Regions from separate parts of the Homo sapiens genome. Here region 2 is linked to region 1. Evidence: read pairs that join two places in POLR2A ChIA-PET (ENCODE). Cell type or tissue: OCI-LY7. All regions are shown on one strand. Each heading gives the region's core, and the rest is flanking DNA. Links, peaks and the distances in the headings are about the cores only.

Region 1 (11,021 bases), core at 5,125-7,624:
CTTGAAAGAAAAGTAGAATTTTGATAAGCAGAGCCTGTAGGGTCAATTATATGTTAGTTCCCAATTGTGATCCATACACATTAAATTTAGGAATGTGTTTATCCAGTTTGCTTACTACATAGTCCAGTCTAGTGAAAAGAATACCAGATGGAAGCCTGGATTTGGCCTGAATCCTAAGTAGCTTTAAGACTTTAACTTATTTGACCTTTTAGTCACCAGCAAAATTTTGAAAATATCTTTTACCTACTCACATTCTCCTAACATTAATTTTTTGGTCAGAGGCTCCGAAGTAATAACAAAATTGTCACCCAAAGTTAAAAGTACAGTGAAAATAATCAAATGTGTGTTATCATCTAAATATAGGAAATTCTGATAATATAAACTAAAGAGAAAAATGTAACATTAACATTCAATAACAACTATACTTAAGAATACTAAGTTTTTAAAATATTTAAATATTTAAAAATCACAGTAACTGCCATTGAAGCCTCCTCACCCCTTTTAAACGGGAATGTTTCAACCAGTTTTCTTATCAAATAGATTTTCACATATGCTTTTCTTCACCGGTGGCCTTGTTTGACTATCAGTCTACTCTTTAGAGGCTTTTCCCCTTAACAGTAAACAACAGCAAATTTCACATAAGGGTAGGTGGAGAGGAGGTTATACTGGAAAGATATTTATAATAAGAAAACTCCCCCACATCAGGGCAAAAATTCATTATTCAAGCTTAAAAATAACAAGCTACAGTAAATTATTGCTTATGCAAATCATTGCTTTATTAAAATTATCTCAATATTATACTCAATTTTAATAATGAGAATTAAGGCAAAATTTGCATTATTCAATAATATATTTTGATAATATCATAATCTCATTTTAACACCGAATTCAATTAGTGTCCTACTATTACTGCTGATTGGTCTTTTTATCATTTTGATTTACAGGGCACTCCAAAATCATGTGCCCACTGTAATCATTACTCCATTACTGTCAATATAATATCCTTAAAATAGATAAAAAGAGGAAATAAAAGAGCTCAGCAAAACATAATTCTAGTCTTGATTTGAAAAAGCAAAGGTTTAAAATGCTGTATGAGATATACTTACATCCTTAATAAGCTACTCAACTCCAATGGGCTCTCATCAGTTTGCTGTATTTATCATATTTATAAAGTATTCTTATAGATTCATTCAGAAAAGTGCTATACAAAAAATATGGCTTCAATATTAAATACAAAAATATGAGTGAATTCTCAGTCTTAAAACAATAGGGTTTTTAAGTATTGCAGTCTAAAGACCAAAAATAAATTTAACAGTAACCCTCTCTCAGCACAAAGAGGGCAATCAAACATAGATAGGATTTATTGTGGTAAGTGTTGATGAGGCAGTCCTTCAAAATAACTGGCAGTGTTTTGATGGCCACTAAAGTATGTATTTCAATTATAAATTGAAGACCAATTTCTCAACACGATTTCTCAGTTTCTCTGTCTGGGTTTAATGAAACAACAGAAGAATTTTTTAAACAAGATTTGTTCAGAAGTGGGCATAACATTGTATTATGTGCTCAAGAGAATACAATTAAAAACAATAAAGCCCTTTTTTCTTGATGAGCCTAATTTCAAATAGTGAGTATGTCAAAAGGGCTTGAAAAGATATGCAATAATGAAAATCGACAAGGAGAAACCCAAAACATTATATGACTCTCATATTACATTTTTTTTTTCTCAAGGTTGCCAATAACCTATGAGGGTCCAAATCATAGACAACTGTCTGTCTCATCTTGGTCACACTGAGCACTATTTCACAGCCACTCAAGTCCTCTGTGAGGGATTGTCTTCCCTTGGCTTCTTCATGTGGGCACACAATCTACTGTTTCTTCCTTCTTCACTGCCACTCCTCAGTCTCCCCATCCTCACCTCCTCTGATTTCTAAATGTTGGGGCAACCCAGGGTCCATTCTCTGCCTTTTTCTCTTCTTTCTACAACCTCCACCTCCAAGAGACTTCATAAAAGCCCATGGCTTCAAATATCACTATATGTCAGTGGCCGTCAAATTTACATCTCCAACCTGACTTGTTTATTGAGCTCTGACTTTTATTCCCAACAATCTCATGGTTATCTCCATTTGGATGTCCCATAGGTATCTCAAATGTTCTATAACCAAAACTTGATTCTCCTCTTCATCTCTAATCCTCATTCTCACACAAACCTACTCTATATTATTCCCCATCTCTACAAATGGCTCCACTAACCACCCAGTTAACTCAAGCAAAAAAACTCCAGCAGGCATACTTTAATTCCTCTCTGTCCTTTATCTCCTATTTCCAATCTGTTAACAATTCCCCTGGGATCTAAACTCTAAAACATATCCTGAACTTCTATACTTTTCACCAGCTCCCTGCTACCACCCTGGTAATCAAGGCATCATCTTTTCTTGCCCAAACTGCTTCAAAAGCCTTTTCACTGGTCTCTCCTGTTTCTCCTCTTGTCCCTTAAAATCTATTCTCCCCTGTAGTAGTCAGAGTGAACTTTTAAATATGTATGCCATTAGGTCAGTGGGGGAGAAAAACAAGAAAGAAGACATAAATCAGATCACATCTCTCTAATCCTTCACTGGCCTTCCAATGCATTGATGAACCCAAATTCTTTTCCTTGGCTTGCAGGCCCCAAATGAGCTAGCCTGGTGGTTCTCAAAGTATGGTTTCAGAGCAGCAGCCATAGTACTTGGCTGCCGCACCCCTGAGACAGACATAATCAGAAACATTAAGGGCAGGGCCTTACAATCCACATTTGACAACTCTCCAAGTGATTCTGATGTATGCTAAAGTCTGAGAACCAATGAGACAACCTCAGCGCCCCTCTTGTTACTCCCAGTTTCAATGCCCCATGTAATTCACACTGGCATTCTTTCCTGAAATAGACCCAGTCTCTTCACATCCAAGAGCCTTCCATAGCTTTGCCCTCGGTCCAAAATGCTTTTAACCAGAAAACTTCAAATTGCCTGCTCCTTGAGGTCATTCAGAATTCAGATAAAATATTTCCTCCTCTTAGAGGTATTCTCTAACCACTCAAAAAAGGTACCAAGGCACACCCCACCCATCGTGGCCCACTCTTCACATAGCCCTGCTTGGTCCCCATCACATTTATCACTATCTGAAATCATCCTGCTTATTTACTTATTTCCTTGTTTTTTATTTGACCCCAGAATAAAAATTCCTGGAGGGCTGGGACGTGGCCTGTCTCATTCTCTGCTGGCACCTAGAACTATAACTGGCACAAGATGGGGTTCTCTATGAGCATTTTTTTTTATTTAGTTGAGGAAGGAAGGGAGGGAAGGTCATATTAGTTTCATCAGTTCATAGGAGAGCAAAAACTTGGTGGGTTGCTGAGAGTCAACCTGTTCTGTAGCCAGAGGTATAAGAAGTCATTCAAGTCATTCATGAATATCTACTGCTAAGTCCTTTAAAGGTGCTTTTGGTCTACATTTAATCTTATGAGGCCATTGCCACTGCCATTTAGCTGGGGTTTACAGAGGTTTAAGAAATTTGCCCCAAAGCGCATAGAACATGGGACAATTACAAATGAAAACCCACCAAATCCCCCCGCCAATAACCCTAGCAAAGGCCACCCAAATAACTCCCAGTGTTTAAATAAGCCCCAAAGACATGCACATGGATAAAAGATCTCAATCCTCAGGAAGTTTCTAAATGGTTTTCCTATTTGGGGAAGGGATTAAATTGGGACTGACAAAATTTTAGATTGTATGAAGACTCCCTCATTTTGCCCAGACGCTCGGTAATTTGCCTGAAGCCATGTAATCTGTGGGACAGGACTCAAATCTGTAGCTTCCTTTGACCAATGAGAATTATGATTAATATCAGAAAAGAATAATCTAATTTTTCATTTTTAGGAATGGGACTCAACTTTCAGTTATACTTGGTATAATGTACCAAGCAAAGAGGCAGTGGCATATTCACATCAAAGAAGCACATATGGAATGCTAGTGTCATGTCCCAACAGTAAAAGCCAAACAGAACACAAGAAAAAGTAGTTTCTATCCAGTATCAACAGCAGCTAATCCTTGAGTGTTGACTGTGTGTTAGAAAATGTTTTTTACCTGCACTAACTCGTGTCCTTACTACACTATATGAAGCAAGTGCTGCCACCTCCACATTCCAGATGAGGGTGACATGCAGACAGATTAAGGAACTTGCCTAAGGTTCCTTAGCCAGTAAGTGGTGGAGCTGAAATTTAAACCCAAGGTGTCTGATTCTGAAGTTGGTGCTCTTTACTACCACATTACATCATTTCTTTGAGATCTTAAACATTCATCAAAATAAACAAAAACAACAAGTGAATGAGCAAAAGCCAGGTAGTGAAGGAGAAAAAAATATGTGGTTATTGAATATCTTCTAAGTCCTGTACAGGTGCTTTTTGTCTACGTTTAATCTTATGAGGCAGTTACCACTGCCATTTAGTTGGGGTTTACAGAGGTTTAAGAAATTTGCCCAAAAGCACAGAGAGCATGGGACAACTACAAATGAAAACCCACCAAATCCACTCCCCACTACCCAATAACCCTAGCAAGGGCCATAAGCCTCAACATTTAAACAGGAAGGCAGATACCAGATGTACCCATACCCCAGCCCTACCACTGAGACAGCTACTTCCCCAGGTGAGGTTGGAGAAACAATATACTGGACATCAAAAGGCCTGGGAGTATCCTAAATGGCCACTTGTGTTACCGTAAGTAAATCACTTAATTTCTCTGGCCTTCCATTTTCTCATTTACAAAATACAGGTATTGAACAAGATGATCCCATGCCCCTTTACCTCTGACATAAAATATTTATGCACAATTTTGTTTAGAAACTGGAAATGGAGACAAGATAGTTAGGACTAGGGTCAAGGCAGGGCACAGTGGCTGCACTAATTTACAAGTAGCATTTGGTTGAAAGAGTCACATGGACAGGACGCCCATTCCCAGGGAGTTCTTCCTATGCTGAGAACACTTCTGCTCCTGGTCAGGAAAGGGTCTCCTCTGAGGCTCACAGGAAACAGAAGCCTGGAAAATGGGATCCATTTCCAAGTGCTTTTCTCTCTCTTGGCATTCACACTAGGAAAAAATGATAAAGGGAATGGCAAACCCAAAAGAAAATTTTGAAAAGCTCTTGTTTCAGTCTCCCACACTCAATTATTTTACATTTCAACACCTGGAATACCAAGTCCCTACCACAAGCCATTCATCACTTCAGGCTTTCTGCCCCCATAGCACCTCCACTTAAGTCTGACCAATAATCCATAGTCCCATCAATTACATCCCATGTTTCTGCCACCTTAAATCTCTCTCTCCAAGGTGCACAAACAAAAAAAAAAAATGCAGAGATTTCTATTATCTTAAATACGACTTGCCTGCTTCTTCCAAGTACTCTTTCAAGTACCTTGTCATTACCCGCCTTTCTTTTGCAGCAAAACTTCTAGGACTCTGCTGTCCAATATGGCGGCCATGTAGCTACTGAGCACTTGAAGCATAATTAGTGTGACTGAGGGACTACAGTTTTAGTTTATTTAGTTTTAATTTGAATTTTAAAACTGATACTTGATTCAGTTACTGGAAAATGTTTAAGTATATTTGGGATAAGTTGAGTATGGGAATTTTTTTTTTTTTTTTTTTTAAGACAGAGGCTCACTCCGTCACCCAGGCTGGAAGGCAGTGGTACGATCTCAGCTCACTGCAACCTCAGCCTCTTGGGTTCAAGCAATTCTCGTGCCTCAGCCTCCTGAGTAGCTGGAAGTATAGGCATTCATTACCATGCCCAGCTAATTTTTGTAGAGACAGGGTCGCACCACGTTGGCCAGGCTGGTCATGAACTCCTATCCTCAAATGATCCACTTGCCTCGGCCTCCTAAAGTGCTGAAGTTACAGGTGTGAGCCACCGTGCTGGCCCAGAATCTATTTTTTCAAGTATAAATTTCATGACATCTAAATACAGATCGGGTATTTCCAATGAAAATATAACATCTGAGTTGAGAAGTGCTATAAGTGTAAAATACACACTATATTCCATAGACTTAGTAAAAGGTATTAAATATCTATTGGTAATTATTGTATGCTGACTACATGTTAAAATAATATTTTTATATACTCAGTTTAAGGAAATACATTTACCATGGTGGGCCTTCTCTAAGATGATGTCCAATGACTGCTTCCTTGTGCAGTCTCCTCCCTTTGTACGTGGGCTGGACTTAGTGACTCACTTCCAGTAAATAGAATGCAGCAACAGTGATTGGCTGTCATTTCTGAGATTAGGTTACGAAAAGACCATGGTGTTATTTTAGGTACCCTCCTGCTCTGAGAGAATCCAGCTGCCCTATGGGGAGTCCCATGTGGCAACTGACATCTCAGGCCAATAGTCACAAGAGTGAGCTTGGAAGCAAATCTCTCCCCAGTAAAGACTTGAGCCCCAGCCTACACCTTGACTGCAGTCTCATCACTCAACCAGCAAACTAGAGAATGACAGTTCTACATACACGCTGTACCTGAGTTTCAGTTTCAGGTGATTTGACGTACTCGCTGTTCTAAAGCACTGCTCCTGGCATCACCTACATTTAGAGCACATCGTCTTTGCAATCCAAGAACCTTTCTTGTTTTACACAGAAGTCTATTTTAAATTCTTTTAGGACCTTGTCTATATTTAAAGGAAACATGTAAATCCTTTTGTTCAATAATTAGCTATGATGATCTATCACACCCATCTCTGTGTGACAATGAAGTAGAGCAAATCCAAAGACAAGACACAGGTTTCCGGCTGGGTGCAGTGGCCCACACCTGTAATCTCAGCATTTTCGGAGCCCATGGCAGGAGGATCACTTGAAGCCAAGAGCCTGGATGACATAATAATACTTCATCTCTACCAAACAAATTTAAAAAATAGCCTGGCATGCTGATATGCACCTCTAGTCTCAGCTACTCGGTAGGCTGAGCCGGGAGGATCACTTAAGCCTGGGATGTCAAGGCTGCAGTGAGCCACGATTGTGCCACTGCACTCCAGCCTAGGTGACAAAGCAAGACCCTGTCTGCAATAAATATATGAAAATTTTTTTAAATGTTGTTTTTAAAGACACAGGTTTCCCTCTAGCATGTAGAGTATGGCAGAAAGAGTAAAGACGTAGCCAAGTGACTAGCACAATGCAGGAGTGAAATACCCCAGGGTACCTTGTGCATAGTTTCCAAAGTACATCACCTTATCCACCAGAAAAATTTTTTGAGTCAAAAACCATTAACATAATTTTGCCATTTTTGATTAGTACATTACCTTCTGCATAGTATGTTCAATTAATTCTTAAAGAATGAATCTACTTAAATATAGTTTCATTAGGTTGATTTTTTGTTGTTATACCTCTCTCAAATCTTCCCCTTTTACTACTTTTAAGGAACATAGCAATTATGTAAAGTGGGCCACAGGACACAATAGAACCTCTTTGTATCATTAGACCTTTGAGAATAAGGTTAGCATGAGTAGATGAAGCTTTATTGTAATTTAGTTGTCATATACCCAGAAAGACATAACCTGCTCTGTGTTCTAACTCATGTAATAAAAGGGTCATGTAGGTAATGACAGGATTCTTTAAATTTAATTTAGCTCGCAACTCAAAAGCTGTTATTTCTTAAATGAAATTAGATAGTTCACTTGCTTCTAAATGCCCTTTTAAATTCATGTAAACAAATGGACAGTATTTATCATCCTGCCATACTTTTCATGTATATATAAAAAATCACTATGCTGTGCAAGGGTGGTTCCCAAATACATCTTAGAAGTTGTTCTGCCTCATGCTTAGTTATCATTTCAGACCTTTAATAGACATAGGGCCAGCTTTTGTTCACCTTACTCTAAATACATTCTATACATATAGTACACACATACAAATGTGTGAGTATACATACGTGCGTATAGTGTGTATATGGCAGCATGAGAGAGAGAGAGAGAATGAGGGAGGGAGGGAGGGAGAGAGAGAGAGAGAGCAAGAGTGAGGGAATGTGCTAGTGAGCACCATGAGCACTTATTTTCCTTTGGCTTTCACTAGAGGTCTATTCCAAATTCACTTGCCAAGTAACTTTTCCTGAAGCAACTCTTATTCTCCTATTCTAAGCAGATATGTACTCCAGTAGAAAACATATGACTCCTAAAAATACTTGTGGTGAGGAAAAGTTTAATATTCACTATGATAGCCAGTTACTGAGATGCTAAGTAACATAATTCTCTCTCTCCATTCCCCCTCTACTCATCATCTTCAGGTAATTTCCAGGGAAATTTCTTTAACATTTAGTAATATCCTAATAATATTTTCAATTCCAAAACCCTGGTTTCTATTTTTTGTTTTGCTTATAATATCTAAAATAGTTAAAAAATGGCAAAATATATTTTTATAAAAGTTGATAGAGTAATAGTTTATTCCTAAGCAGCATCTCTAAGTCAATAAACTTATTCTAGTATCTATAAATTTAAAATAAGTGCTTTAGATAATCGTTGTATAACTTGGCCTTCACTGTTTTTGGTGGGGACATGTGGGCGATACGGCAGGGAGAAAACAAAAATATCTAGCTCACTAAATACATACAGTGTAATCTTCCAGTGACAACATTAATGCATTCCAGAAAGGCACAGGGTAATAAAAAAAGATACACACTTGCAAAAAGGAAAAAAAATCTACATACTAATCACCAAGAGTTATTGATAAAAATCAAGATTCAGAGTCAGAGATCGTGGTTTGTGTCTGGGTCTGCACAAATTAGTTATTAGGTCATTTGATCTCACTGGAACTTGAATTGCAAAACTGGAATAACACTTCCTGCCTCTCAAGGTTGCTGAGAGGGTTAAATGGGTAAGGTATATTCATTGTCTAGCACAATGGTTCTCAAACTTGGTTGCACAATGGACCCACCTACATTTAAGAAAATACTGAGGCCTAGGTGTCACTTTCAGAGATTCTGATTTAATTGGTTTGTGAGGATTTTTAAAAATCTCCCCAAGAGATTCTAAAGTGCAGCCAATTTTGAGAACCACCGGTCTCATATAATGCCTAGCACACTATTAAGTATTCAGTTAGACTTAATGATATACCTTCATTGGAACTTTATAAACTCTAATACACACATAAAGGCTTCTACCTAGTTCAATCACATTTATGTAAATAAATGTTCAATAAATGTTTATGTAAATAAATGTTCAAAAAATAAATGTTCAATCACATTTATTCACTCAGGATCAGTGAATAAAACATATCTTAAAAGTAGTCCATAAGTTTAATAATAAGTGTTTCAAATTTAAATCCCTGTTACATTTTTGTTTCCTTTTATCAAAGAGGAAAATTCCTCATGAAAGAAACAAAAATGATCTTTTACTTTATATTTTTTACTGAGATACAATTTACATAAGAAAATGCACAAATAGAAGTGAATAGAATTTTACATATATACACACACACCTCTCTCTGTCTGGGTTTCTCTCTCAAGGAGTCACCAACACAGACCAAGATATGGGATGGGAAAATATAACTACAAAGTAAAAATTAAATATTAGACCAGGCGTGGTGGTTCATGTCTACAGTTTCAGCTACTTGGGAGCCTGAGGTGGTAGGATCACCTGATCCTGGGAGGTCAAGGCTAGAGTGAGCCAAGATCATGCCACTGCACTCCAGCCTGGGTGACAGTGAGACTCTGTCTCAAAAAATAATAATAATAATAATAAAATATTAAATTTCTTATATATGTCCCATAAATAAGAAATTTCAGTTTGTCTCTGGGTTTTCCTAAATATCTTACAGGGGATGTTTACTTTTTGAACAGTTATGAAAGTCAAACTTTCTTAACAAGAAAAGGGAACAAGATGAGAAAAACATCTTGGGGAAAAATATGAGAAAAACCTTCAGCAGAAATAGCTATATCAAAGGAGGAGATATAAAATTAATGTAAACAAACGAGCGATTTGAGAAAACAGACTTAAAAGAAATATCTACAATGAGTCACAAGACAGTCAACAACATTTACTGGGCACCCACTGTGTACTTAGTGCTATATAAAGAAATTGTGAGCAGATTAAAGAAATACCATATGAGGCCCTCAGATACCAATAACTTAAAAATGGAATAAGTCCAACTAAACAATGGCAAAGATGTCCTAAATGCACTCTAGGAAAAAACTCTACATTAACTGAATGCTTATCTAGTTGCAGAAACTATGCCAAATGTTTTATATATATAATCCCCTAACAAATACTACCCTTTTTTGAATAGAACCCTAAAATAATTCATAAACATTTATAGAAATGACCAAATAACTTCTCTCAATAACAAACCCAAACCACAAAACCATGTCCCAATGCTCACTTATGATTCCAGTCATTCTTGCACAACTTTCTGCCCATACAAGTGTCAGCAGCAGCTGGACTCAACATCATCTACTGAAAGCTTCCTTTGCACTTGTGTTTGTTGCCTTGCAAGCAACATATATGGGAGAATCACTGTGGTTTAGAAAAATTAGTCCAAAAAAGGTCATAAAAATGTGACTGACACTACAATTAAATTTTTTTTAATGATTAACAAAAATATGAGAAGAGAGAACTATGTGAAACTCTGACCTCTTTTTTCTTTGGCACATAGAAATTAAGTATAAAAGGCCTTATTACAAATATATATTTCTACTTTAAAAAGGTTAAATTATTATTCAAAAAATTTGAAGAAAAAGTTACTCATTAAAAACAAAATTATCTGTGGATTTTTTAAAATTTTACTATACTTGCTCTCTGAAGCAATAAATATAGAAAAAAAAGTTCTCCACCAAAGGAAGTTAAAAAGTTTTAGTTGATTTTTTTTTTAAATTTCAAACACACACTAGGTTAGAAACCTAGCATTTAAAACATTAAATGTGAGAGTTATAATTATTAAAATATATGCACATACACATATTAAAGAGTGGGAATGCATGTCAGCCAAGCAAGCCCACTGGTAGATCAGCCAACCAAAC
Region 2 (11,021 bases), core at 2,920-5,419, 170 kb after region 1:
GCATTATTAATAAAGGCAGCAAAAAGTCTAAAAGTATGGCCAACTTCCCTGGGAAGGGAAGGCTTGAGTAAGACTCAAAACAATGCATGAAGAATGGAACAGGGATATTCCTAGGAAGCATGAAAAGGCGCTGGGTATTTTCAATAAAAAACAGAAATTCTAAAGATGAAGACCCATCTATTTCATAAGTTTGTTTATTCATCCTCTATGTAAAGAAGGTACATACAAAAAAATCTTGTTTGTTGTCCACACTTTGTGGGATTTATGCATTATATCATCCTTTTTCCCATATATGAAACGAGCAGTTACAGACACAAAGAAACTTCACAGAAAGGCAGGCCTGCAAGAGAGGCCACAGATTGTTATAAGACTTGCTCCAATTCCCAGTTTTGGGAGTGGGAACTACTGCCACCTGCTGCCTCCACTACTCTAAAAGCAGTCGACATTAAAAGCAGCATACCTGTTAAATTCCAATGTTAATGTGGAAAAAATACATATTTTGTACATGATCCTTAGAAAATGATTTCAGTCAGGCAGCACTAACAGTTGTAGAAACTTGAGGATTCTCTAACTTTGCAATATGCTTTAAATGGTATGCTTTCCCTCTTATGGTTTTTGCACTTGGAAAATATTCACCCTTACTCCCCAACCCTAGTACAGATTGTGGTGGTGTCCTACTTTTTAAATCTTATATTAGTAATAAAATGTAGAAGTTTCATTTTCATTTTTTCTCTTCCATTTAAATTTTTTCCCTGGGTCCATATGGTTCCTTGGGTATATTCCCGGAGTGTGAAACAATACCTAGAGATAATTTTGGATTTTCTCTGTTCATCATAATGATGATGATTTTATAAGATGGAAAGTGCCAAAAAAGATGTTACAGATAGGAAAATGCATATGTCTAAATCTAGGGAAAGAGAAGGAAACAGATATTGAATATGGCTTTCCAATCATTTATAAAATAGCCTAGGATTGAGTTCCAGATACAATCAGTTGTACAGGAAAAAAAAAAAAGAGAGAGAAGAAAGTTCTCGGGTATATTTTATGAGATTGCTGAAACTTTGATACTCAACCTGGATGGAAACATAAAGTTATAGACCTTTTGACTTTAAACTGTAAATGCTGAAATATGAAATCAAATGCCATCAAGCAATTTATAAGATAAGGAATTATGACTACGAATATTTTTTCAATAAATGCAAGGGGAGTTTAATAACAAAATATTAATATAATCAATATTTATTAATAGCTGTTATATTAATAGATATTGGTGTAATTTACCACATTAACAGATTAATGAAGGAAAGAAGCTTATGACCATTTCAAAATATATAGAAAAGCATACAACTCAGTATTTATTTTGAAAAACATGGTGAGCAAACTAATAATAAAATAGAACTTCCTTTACTGGATAAGGAATGTCCACCAAATCCTATAGCAAATGGCATATTTAAAAGTGAAAAGTTAGAAATACTCTACTTAAGGGATGAAACCAGATAGGATGTTCAATATCACTGCATCCTGAATATATTATTGATATTCCTAGCTGATTCAATAAAATAAGTGATGTGTAATCATTGAAAAGATTGTGTAAATTATTTGTACACAACATAATTACACATATGGAAAATTTATGCATATGGAAAATAAGAGTATTCAGCAAGGTTACTGGATACAAGTTCAATACACAGAAAACATCAAGTGGGCTGATGTACACAAACAATGACCAATTAAAATGTTTTTTTAAGTGGCAGTGACAACAAAAACACTAAATACTTTAAAAGATGTGCATGATTTTAACGTCATGTTAAACTTTTATTGAAAGACACAAATAAATGGAGAAATATACCATATCCATACACACAAATGGGAAGACTCAATATCATATAAACATCAATTTACCCCAAATTAATTTTTAAATTCAAATAATAAAATACAGAAAAAAAGAAATCAAAGAATAAAATACAATATTGAGGCTGGGCATGATGGTTCACGCCTGAAATCCCTGCACTTTGGGAGGCCGAGGCAGAAGGATTGCTTTGAGTTCAAGACTGGCCTGGGCAACACAGGGAGATCCAGGCTCTACAAAAAATAAAAACATTAGCCAGGCATGATGGTGTGTGCCTATACACCCAACTACTCGAGAAGCTGTGATGGGAGAATCACTTGAGCTTGGAAGGTTGAGGCTGCAGTGAGCCATGATCACCCCATTGCACTCTAGCTTGGTCAATAGAGTACGACCCTGCCTCAAAATGAATAAAATAAAATAAATAAAATATTGAAGGAGGAAAAGAAATTTAAAACTCAAAAAAACCCCATAATATTAAAGTTATAATAAAGATAAACAATAAAATCAATGGAAGGTAAATATAAAACATCCATATGATAAAATTATTTATATACACATTTAAAAATACAAAGGTAAGCTAAAAGCTGGAAGATGACATTGGTCATGCATACACAGTTGTCCCTTGGTATGTGGGAGGGATTGGTTCCAGGACCCTCCATTGGATATCAAAAGCCATGGATGCTCAAGTCCCTGATATAAAATGGTTTAATACTTGCATATAACTTAAGCACATACTTTTATATAATTTAAATTATCTCTAGATTGCTTACAATATCTAATACAATGTAAATTCTATATAAATAGTAGTCATACTGTATTTTAAAATTTGTATCATTATTGTCATATTGTTATTTTTAATTTTTTTCCAATATTTCTGTCCACAGTTGGTTGTGTCTGCACATGCAGAAGCTGTGAATACAGAGGGCCATGATCAAGAAATAGTATACAGTATATACACAGTACTCCCCCCTTATCTATAGGGTGTATGTTCCAAGATATAACCTTGCAAGGTATTCTATTTACAGCCTAGTGTACGCCCCCTGCCCAAATGAAATAACTTCCATAGACCAGGCGTGGTGCTCACGTCCGTAATCCCAGCACTTTGAGAGACTGAGGGAGGTGGGTCACAAGGTCAGGAGTTCGAGATCAGCCTGACCAACATGGTGAAACCCCGTCTGTACTAAAAATACAAAAATTAGCCGGGTGTGGTGGCGTGGGCCTGTAATCCCAGCTACTCAAGAGACTGAGGCAGGAGAATCACTTGAACCTGGGGGGTGGAGGTTGCAGTGAGCAGAGATTGTGCCCCACTGCACTCCACTCCAGCCTGGGTGACAGAGCAAGACTCCGTTAAAAAAAAAAAAAAAAAGAAAGGAAGGAAGAAAGAAATAACTTTCCTAAGGCAGAAAATATATTTTAAATAAAATGTTTGAATTTTAACTTAAACCCCCATGCAAATTAATAATCAAAAGTTAAACTTGGACACCCAATTAAACATGTGTAGATGGGCCACATAAGTTTATCTTTTCTTTTTTCTAAGACCCCACTAAAATGCTACTAAAGAAATTTAAAAGAGGAATAAATTCATGAGGGAGAGGATAGTGGGAGAAGAGATATCCGAGGAGAAGACACTCTATGAAAACGAAACTGGATACTTCTGTGATGACTATTGAGAGTAGAAGATGTTGCAACCATGTAGAGGGAGCTCATGATGAGAAAGAGGTGATTCACTTTACAAAACCCCTGTGTGTGCAGGACTCAGAGATACCAGAAAGCTACCGAGAATGCTCCAACAAAAGGAGAAAGGAAAGAAAACGGAAGATCTGGGATCATGGATAGAGGGTATACAACACAAAAAGGAGGTAAAAGGAAGTCCTAGGATGATCATGGGGGAGCAAAGTGAGAAAGCAATCTGTCTAGAATGGAGGGCAGAGCTGAAGGCTCTGGGATGGATGTGTTCAGGAAAAATAATAAAATTATAGATTATATGTTTGAGCATCTGGAAAAGAAGTAACAAAAATGATCAAATTCAAAAGCTAAACTGGACATCCAGATAAACACAAAACTGAAATCAAGTGGTAATTGTAGAGAAAAAAAAAAGGAAAAGTGTACAAGAAGAGAAACATAAACTTAATTTTAAAAGTTGTGGTATTCTCCATGTATTTAAGAAGAGGAAAGATAGCTTGAGAGAGCTAAATCTTCATCTACTGTAAGAGAAGATAACAGTGAGACACCAAAAAAGGCACTTAGACTCATATTACTTAGAAATAGAGATGTGAATGCCAAGAGATAAGGCTTAAAGGGTTGAAATAAAAAAGGTTTTGGTAGGAGGCTACTCTATTTCATTAAAAGCCATTTGTAATCTTTGATTTCATAAAATCAAGTTAATAAATTTTATTTTATTTTACTTTATTTTATTTGTGAGACAGGGTCTCACTGTAACCCCAGGCAGTGGTGTGATCATAGCTCACTGCAGCCTCAAACTCCTGGCCTCAAGAGGTCCTCCAGCCTCTGCCTCCCAAGTAAGCTGGACTATAGGTACATGCCACCACACTTGGCTATATTTTTAATTTTTTTTTTTTTTGTAGAGGTGGGGGTCTTGCTATGTTGTCTAGGCTGGTCTTGAACCACTGGTCTAAGGGATCCTCCTGCTTTGGCCTCCCACAGTGCTGAGATTACAAGTGTGATCCACCTCACCTGGCCTGTGAATGTATTCTTTTGAGAAAAATAAACACGTTGAATAAATGCACATAAAAGTAACATTGAAAAGAAGCAGTATTCCTTACAATACCTTAGGAAGCTTTAAAAAGATCTAGGCAAATAATGGTTACTGTAAAATTTAGATCATTTTAACAGCAATGATTCGTGTTTCAAAATATTTTAGTACTACCAAAAATAGGGACTGGCTTATAGCAGTTTGTAGCCTTAGAACAGCAAACACTTTTACAATTAATTACTTCCCTTACCCTGGAAAATCTAAACAAATGCTTCATTATATATTTTTAATAAATCGTTTGTGTTTATGGGGGTTGTGGTTGGAGATGGAGAGCTTTGGGGAGTTAAATTCATTTTGTAATATTGTCTCAGTTTGGATTCTTGCATTCTGAAATTTTATCCTGGTTTGAAAGACAAACTCTTATCTTTATAACAGGTGAATAACAATAAGGCAATGTAGAAGAAAGCAAGTCCCATCAAAGGGAGCTCCAGTCTCTATAGACTGATAAAAAGGAGCCTCAGAACTTAAACCTCTGGATCAGGAGAATCAAAAAACATCATGCCTCTCTATGATACCCGCCCAAACTCTTTCAGCTAAACAGAAGCACTTTCAAATATACAATTCCGGCAGAGTCTGCATTTTTGTTGTAAGAGCCTCATGTTTTTAGTCAGACACATCCGGGAGTTGAGTGCTTTGGATGACACAAAACAAAGGCTCCATGTTGCCTGTCACACCACAAGCTATTAATGACAAGCAGATCTGACCTCTTCCCCCAGCTCCTGCATCCACTGAAGGCTCTGTCACTTCCTCACTCTCAGCTCACTTGTATTCTGATTCTGTTCTATAGACAAAACCTTGGTTTACATTAATATATAAAGCTGCTCAGGAGAATCCTTCTTAGGAATCACTCTGAACATTAAAACTGATTCATTTAAAAACGCACACCCACACAAATGGGAAAAGCAGTCTTCGCTTGCGGATTGGAAGAATCAATATCATTAAAAGAACTATACTACCCAAAGCAATCTACAGATTCAACACTATTCCTATCCAACATCATTTTTTAAATTTAGAAAAAAACTATTATGAAATTCGTATGGAATGAGAAAAGCCCCATTAGCTAAAACAACCCTGAATAAAAAGAACAAAGCCAGAGGCATCACATTATCTGACTTCAAACTATATTATGAGGCTACAGTAACCAAAGAAGCATCATACTAGTACACAAACAGACACATAGACCAATGGAACAGAATAGAGAATCCAGAAATAAAGCCACACACCTACAACCATCTGGTCTTTGACAAAGTCGACAAAAATAAGCAATGGGGAGAGGATTCCCTAGCCAATAAGTGGTGCTGAGATAACTGGCTAACCATATGCAGAAGAATGAAACTAGACCCCTACCTTTTTCCATATACAAAAACTAACTTGAGATGGATTAGAGATTTAAATGTAAGACCTCAAACTATAAAAATCCTAGAGAAAACCTAGGAAATACCCTTCCCGACATTGGCCTTGGCGAGGAATTTATGGCTAAGGCCTCAAAAGCAATCACAACAAAAACAAAGACTGACAAGTGGGACCTAATTAAACTAAAAAGCTTCAGCACAGCAAAAGAAACTATCAACAGAATAAACAGACAACCTACAGAATGGGAGAAGATATTTACAAACTCTGTATATGACAAAGTTCCAATATCCAGAATCTGTAAGGAACTTAATTTGACAAGCAAAAACCAAATAACTCCATTAAAAGGTGGGCAAAGGATATGAACAGACATTTCCCAAAAGAAGAAGACAAACAAATAGCCAATGAACATATGAAGAAATGCTCAACATTACTAATTATCAGAGAAATGCAAATCAAAACCACAATGAGATACCATCTCACACTAGTAGAAATAGCGATAATTAAAAAGTAAAAACAAACAACAAACAAAAAACAGATGCTTCCAGCCTGGGCAACGTAACTGGGACCCCATCTCTACAAAATAAAAAAAAAATTAGCCACGCGTGGTGGTGCACACCTGTAGTCCCAGTTACTTAGGAGGCTGAGGTAGGAGGATTGCTTGAGCCTAGAAGGTCAAAGTTGCAGTGAGCCATGATTGCACCACTGCACTCCAGCCTGGATGAGAGAGCAAGACCCTGTCTTGAAAAATAAAAAAAAAAAACAAATGTTAGTGGGGCTGTGGAGAAAAGGGAACACTTATACACTATTGGTGGGAATGTGAATTAGTGCAGCCACTGTGGAAAGCAGTTTGGAGATATTTCAAATAAATTAAAACAGAACTACCATTCAACCAAGGAGTCCCGTTACTGGGTACACACCCAGAGGAAAATAAATCACTCTACAAAAAAGTCACATGCACTTGTATGTTCACTGCAGCAGTACTCACAATAGCCAAGACGTAAAATCAACCTAGGTGCCCATCAACAGTGGATTGCATAAAGAAAATATGGTACATATACACCATGAAATCCTATGCAGCCATAAAAAAGAATGAAATCATGTCCTTTGCAGCTACATGGATGCAGCTTGGAGGCCATTATCCTAAGCAAATTAACACAGGAACAGAAAAGCAAATGCCATATGTTCTCACATATAAGTAGGAGCTAAACATTGGGTACATGTGGATATAAAGATGGGAACAACAGACACTGGAACTGGGAATACAGACTACTAAAGAATGGAAAGAAGGAGGGGGCAAAGGTTGAAAAAATACCTATTGGGTTCTCTGCTCACTACCATAGTAATGACGGGATCATTTGTACAGGTGACTGGATCACTTGTACTCTAAACCTCAGTGTCATCCAATAAACCCATGTAACAAACCTGCACCTGTATCCCCTGAATATAAAATACAAGTTGAAATTATTTTAAAAGTATATATTCTAATTAGTTCCTGTACATCCTGTAAGAAAAGCTTGATGCAAATCATTTCTAATTAAAAAAGACAATGGATCAAATATTCATTAAACCAAAATAAACTCTTCAAAAATAAACTTATTAAAAAGCTGATTTCTAGTTAAAATTTACATAAAACTTTATGGTAATTTTTTGCTGAAATATAAATTTTATTTATTATTTATTATTTATTTATTTATTTTGAGATGGAGTCTCGCTCTGTCGCCCAGGCTGGAGTGCAGTGGCGCAATCTCGGCTCACTGCAAGCTCTGCCTCCTGGGTTCACGCCATTCTCCTGCCTCAGCCTCCCGAGTAGCTGGGAATACAGGCACCAGCCACCATGCCCGGCTAATTTTTTGTATCCGCGCCCAGCTAATTTTTTGTATTTTTAGTAGAGACGGGGTTTCACTGTGGTCTCGATCTCCTGACCTCGTGATCTGCCCGCCTCAGCCTCCCAAAGTGCTGGGATTACAGGCGTCAGCCACTGTGCCCGGCCTGAAATATAAATTTTTAAAATATGAATCATATAAAAAGCTAGCCCAGCTTGGCACCATAAACATCACAAATACTTCATTTTTGCCATTTGGGACACCAGTCTCTTTTAATTCTTATTCTGTCACCTACTGGGCGTTCTCTAATTCCTCTGTTAATGCTTTAAAATTGGTGTTAACTGTGTTTACCTCTGTGGGTTTGGATTAAAAGGGCAGAGTATAGGTGGGAGGGGGCAGGATTTCACTTTTTTAACATGATGAAAACTTGTGAGAATTATGGGTGTCGCTTTGGTTCTTTGTTGTGCTTTTTCACAAAACAGAATTAAAATATCATGTGAATTTAAACTAAAAATAAATGTAACTTCAGATGTGATGTCCAGATAATTCTTTGTCACTAGGGTTCTACTTGGATTGTGCTTCTCTTCACTTTATATGCAGTCCCTGTACAGTTTTCCACATCACCCTCTCCGAAATCCAGACTTGCATTTCCAAAAGATTGGGTGACTTCTACTCCTCTTCCCACAAGGATCCCACAAAATGAGGATATATTTAAAATATACTATATATTTTTTCCAGATCATCTTCCCTTCCTATCCTGGTAAATAACATAAAAGAAGGTAGACCTCTGTATGTCTCCCTAGCAGCGTATTCATAATTCTATTAAATAGTCCACTGAGGTTATCTCTTATGTGATCTTTGCCCCACTCCACATTCTAATAAGCTGTAAGAGGTCTTCAGAAAAGGAGTGTGATATATTGGTCTTAATAGCCCCAGTACCTAGAAGAGTGACTTACCCAGTAGACATTTAATAAGTGTTAGTTTGCTGGCAGACTCTTCTATTTTATTCCTTTGGCAGTGAGTTCTGGGCCATCTACCCATATAGTTCTCCAAGCTGGAAACTTTGGTATCACCCTAGGTAACTCCTGTACCCTTAGTGCCTTCATTCAATCAGTCACTAAGTTCTCCTGATTTTACCAGCTTAAAATTACTTGAGCTTCTCCTCCTCTTCATTACCAGTCTTATCCTTATATCATTTCCACTGGAAAATGGAATCCTTTTGCCTGGATGCTTGGTTTGCTATAGATAGCCTCCTTCCAGGTCTTTATATTCCCATCTGTCCTTGCCTCCACTGGAAGAGAAGTCCAATTAAAATTGAGACTCGATCTAGTTACTCACCTGTTTAAGAACTTTCAATGCCCTATCAACTAAAGAACAAATCCAAGTTTCTCACCACCACATGTAAAGCTTTCCTTCATCTTCATCTCTGCCAAACTCTCTAGGCTCATTTCCTTTTATACACTGGCACAGCTTTCAGCTTAGAATCACCAAAACCCTAGTTACTTTCTAAATACAGAAGCTGTATAGCTTGTGGTGATAGGGAAGTCAGGATCAGTGGGTGCTATGGTTTAAATGTTTGCATCCCCTCTAAAATTAAGGTTGAAACTTAATCCCCAGTGAAACAATACTAAGAGGTGGGGCCTCAAAGGTTTATAAATCATGCTGCTATAAAGACACATGCACACGTATGTTTACTGCAACACTATTCACAATAGCAAAGACTTGGAACCAACCCAAATGTCCATCAATGATAGACTGGATTAAGAAAATGAGGCACATATACACCATGAAATACTATGCAGCCATAAAAAAGGATGAGTTCATGTCCTTTGTAGGGACATGGATGAAGCTGGAAACCATCATTCTGAGAAAACTATCGCAAGGACAGAAAATCAAACACCGCATGTTCTCACTCATAGGTGGGAATTGAACAATGAGAATACTTGGACACAGGGTGGTGAACACCACACACCAGGGCCTGTTGTGGGGTGGGGGGAGGGGGGAGGGATAGCATTAGGAGATATACCTAATGTAAATGACGAGTTAATGGGTGCAGCACACCAACATGGCACATGTATACATATGTAACAAACCTGCACGTTGTGCACATGTACCCTAGAACTTAAATTATAATAATAATAATTAAAAAAAGAGGTGGGGCCTTTAGGAGGTAATTAGGCCATTAGGGCAGAGCCCTTATAGATGAGATTAGCACCCTTATAAAAGTGCTTGAGGAAGTGAGTTCAGCGTCTTTTTGTTCTTCCATCCCTTCCTCCTCGTGAAGATGCAGGATTTGTCCCCTCCAGAGGAAGCAGAGTTCAAGGTGTCATCTTGGGAGCAGAAAGAGCAGCCCTCTCCAGACACTTTCAAATGCTAGTGCCTTGATCTTGGACTTCCCAGCCTCCAGAACTGTGACAAACAAATTTCTGTTCTTTATAAATTACCCAGTCTGTGGTATTTTGTTACTGTAGCATAGAAAGACTGAGTAAGAACAGAACCAATTTCAGCAGTTTTTCAAAAGAGATAATATGGAGATATGACACTTGGTAAAACTATGATAAAATGCATTTGAGAAGCAATGTAAAAAAATGGTTTTGGAGAAAATTATCAAAGGAGGGCCTTTATTTTTATATGGTAGCTCCCCCAGCGAATGGCAAAGTATCCCTCTTCTCCAAGTTCTTCCTAATGTTAGAACTTCAAACTTCATCTGCTGTTATATGTATCTCATCTCTGCATCACACACATTTCTGCCAACAGTATCTTCCAACCTGTCCCTACCAACTTCCCGTCCCCCATGTCCCTTTTTGACTCAACTTATGCTTGTTTATTTTTTAAAACAAAAAGCCATGTATTTTCTTATCCTGAAATATTACCTGCCTGCACAGGTTAGGCTAAGGACCCTTCCTCTGTTTCCATAGCACTTACTCATAATTCTATTACTTATTATATTGAGACTGTCTTTCATAAGTTTGTTCCACAAACTATAAGGATCTGAGGTCAAGGACTGTGCTTTCTTCATCTTATAGTCCCAGTACCTGGAAGAGTGACTGGCATCAGTTAGACATTTAATAAAATGTTATTGGTTCAAAGAACAGGTTCATCCATTTGTGGATGGATTCCATTTATAAAATAACTAATGGTGGGTGAAATAAGTACTTAATATTGAGGAGCCTAGGCTGTTCCTCTAGCTCCACTAACACAGGGACTGGACTAATCCTCCCTG

Evidence for each region. ChIA-PET counts read pairs that join two places held together with the same protein. Peaks named below come from ENCODE experiments on the same cell type or tissue, not always from the same donor. Only the 100,000 strongest peaks of a DNase experiment are listed, where the experiment ranks them.
Region 2: POLR2A ChIA-PET joins it to region 1 with 6 read pairs; 2 of 35 experiments call an interaction of 5 or more read pairs at or near these places.

What each region holds. Positions count from the first base shown.
Region 1 is chr2:164,748,087-164,759,107 of GRCh38, forward strand. All of the region lies in intron 2 of COBLL1 (cordon-bleu WH2 repeat protein like 1), which reads right to left. Among named protein-coding and RNA genes, the nearest start is that of SNORA70F, 66 kb to the left of the region's middle. In OCI-LY7, for the core only: no CTCF peak of the experiment used is centred there; DNase peaks (open chromatin) are centred at 6,285 and 6,825; H3K4me3 peaks cover 1,437 bases; H3K27ac peaks cover 1,646 bases.
Region 2 is chr2:164,917,081-164,928,101 of GRCh38, forward strand. All of the region lies in intron 7 of SLC38A11 (solute carrier family 38 member 11), which reads right to left. Among named protein-coding and RNA genes, the nearest start is that of SLC38A11, 33 kb to the right of the region's middle. In OCI-LY7, for the core only: no CTCF peak of the experiment used is centred there; no DNase peak of the experiment used is centred there.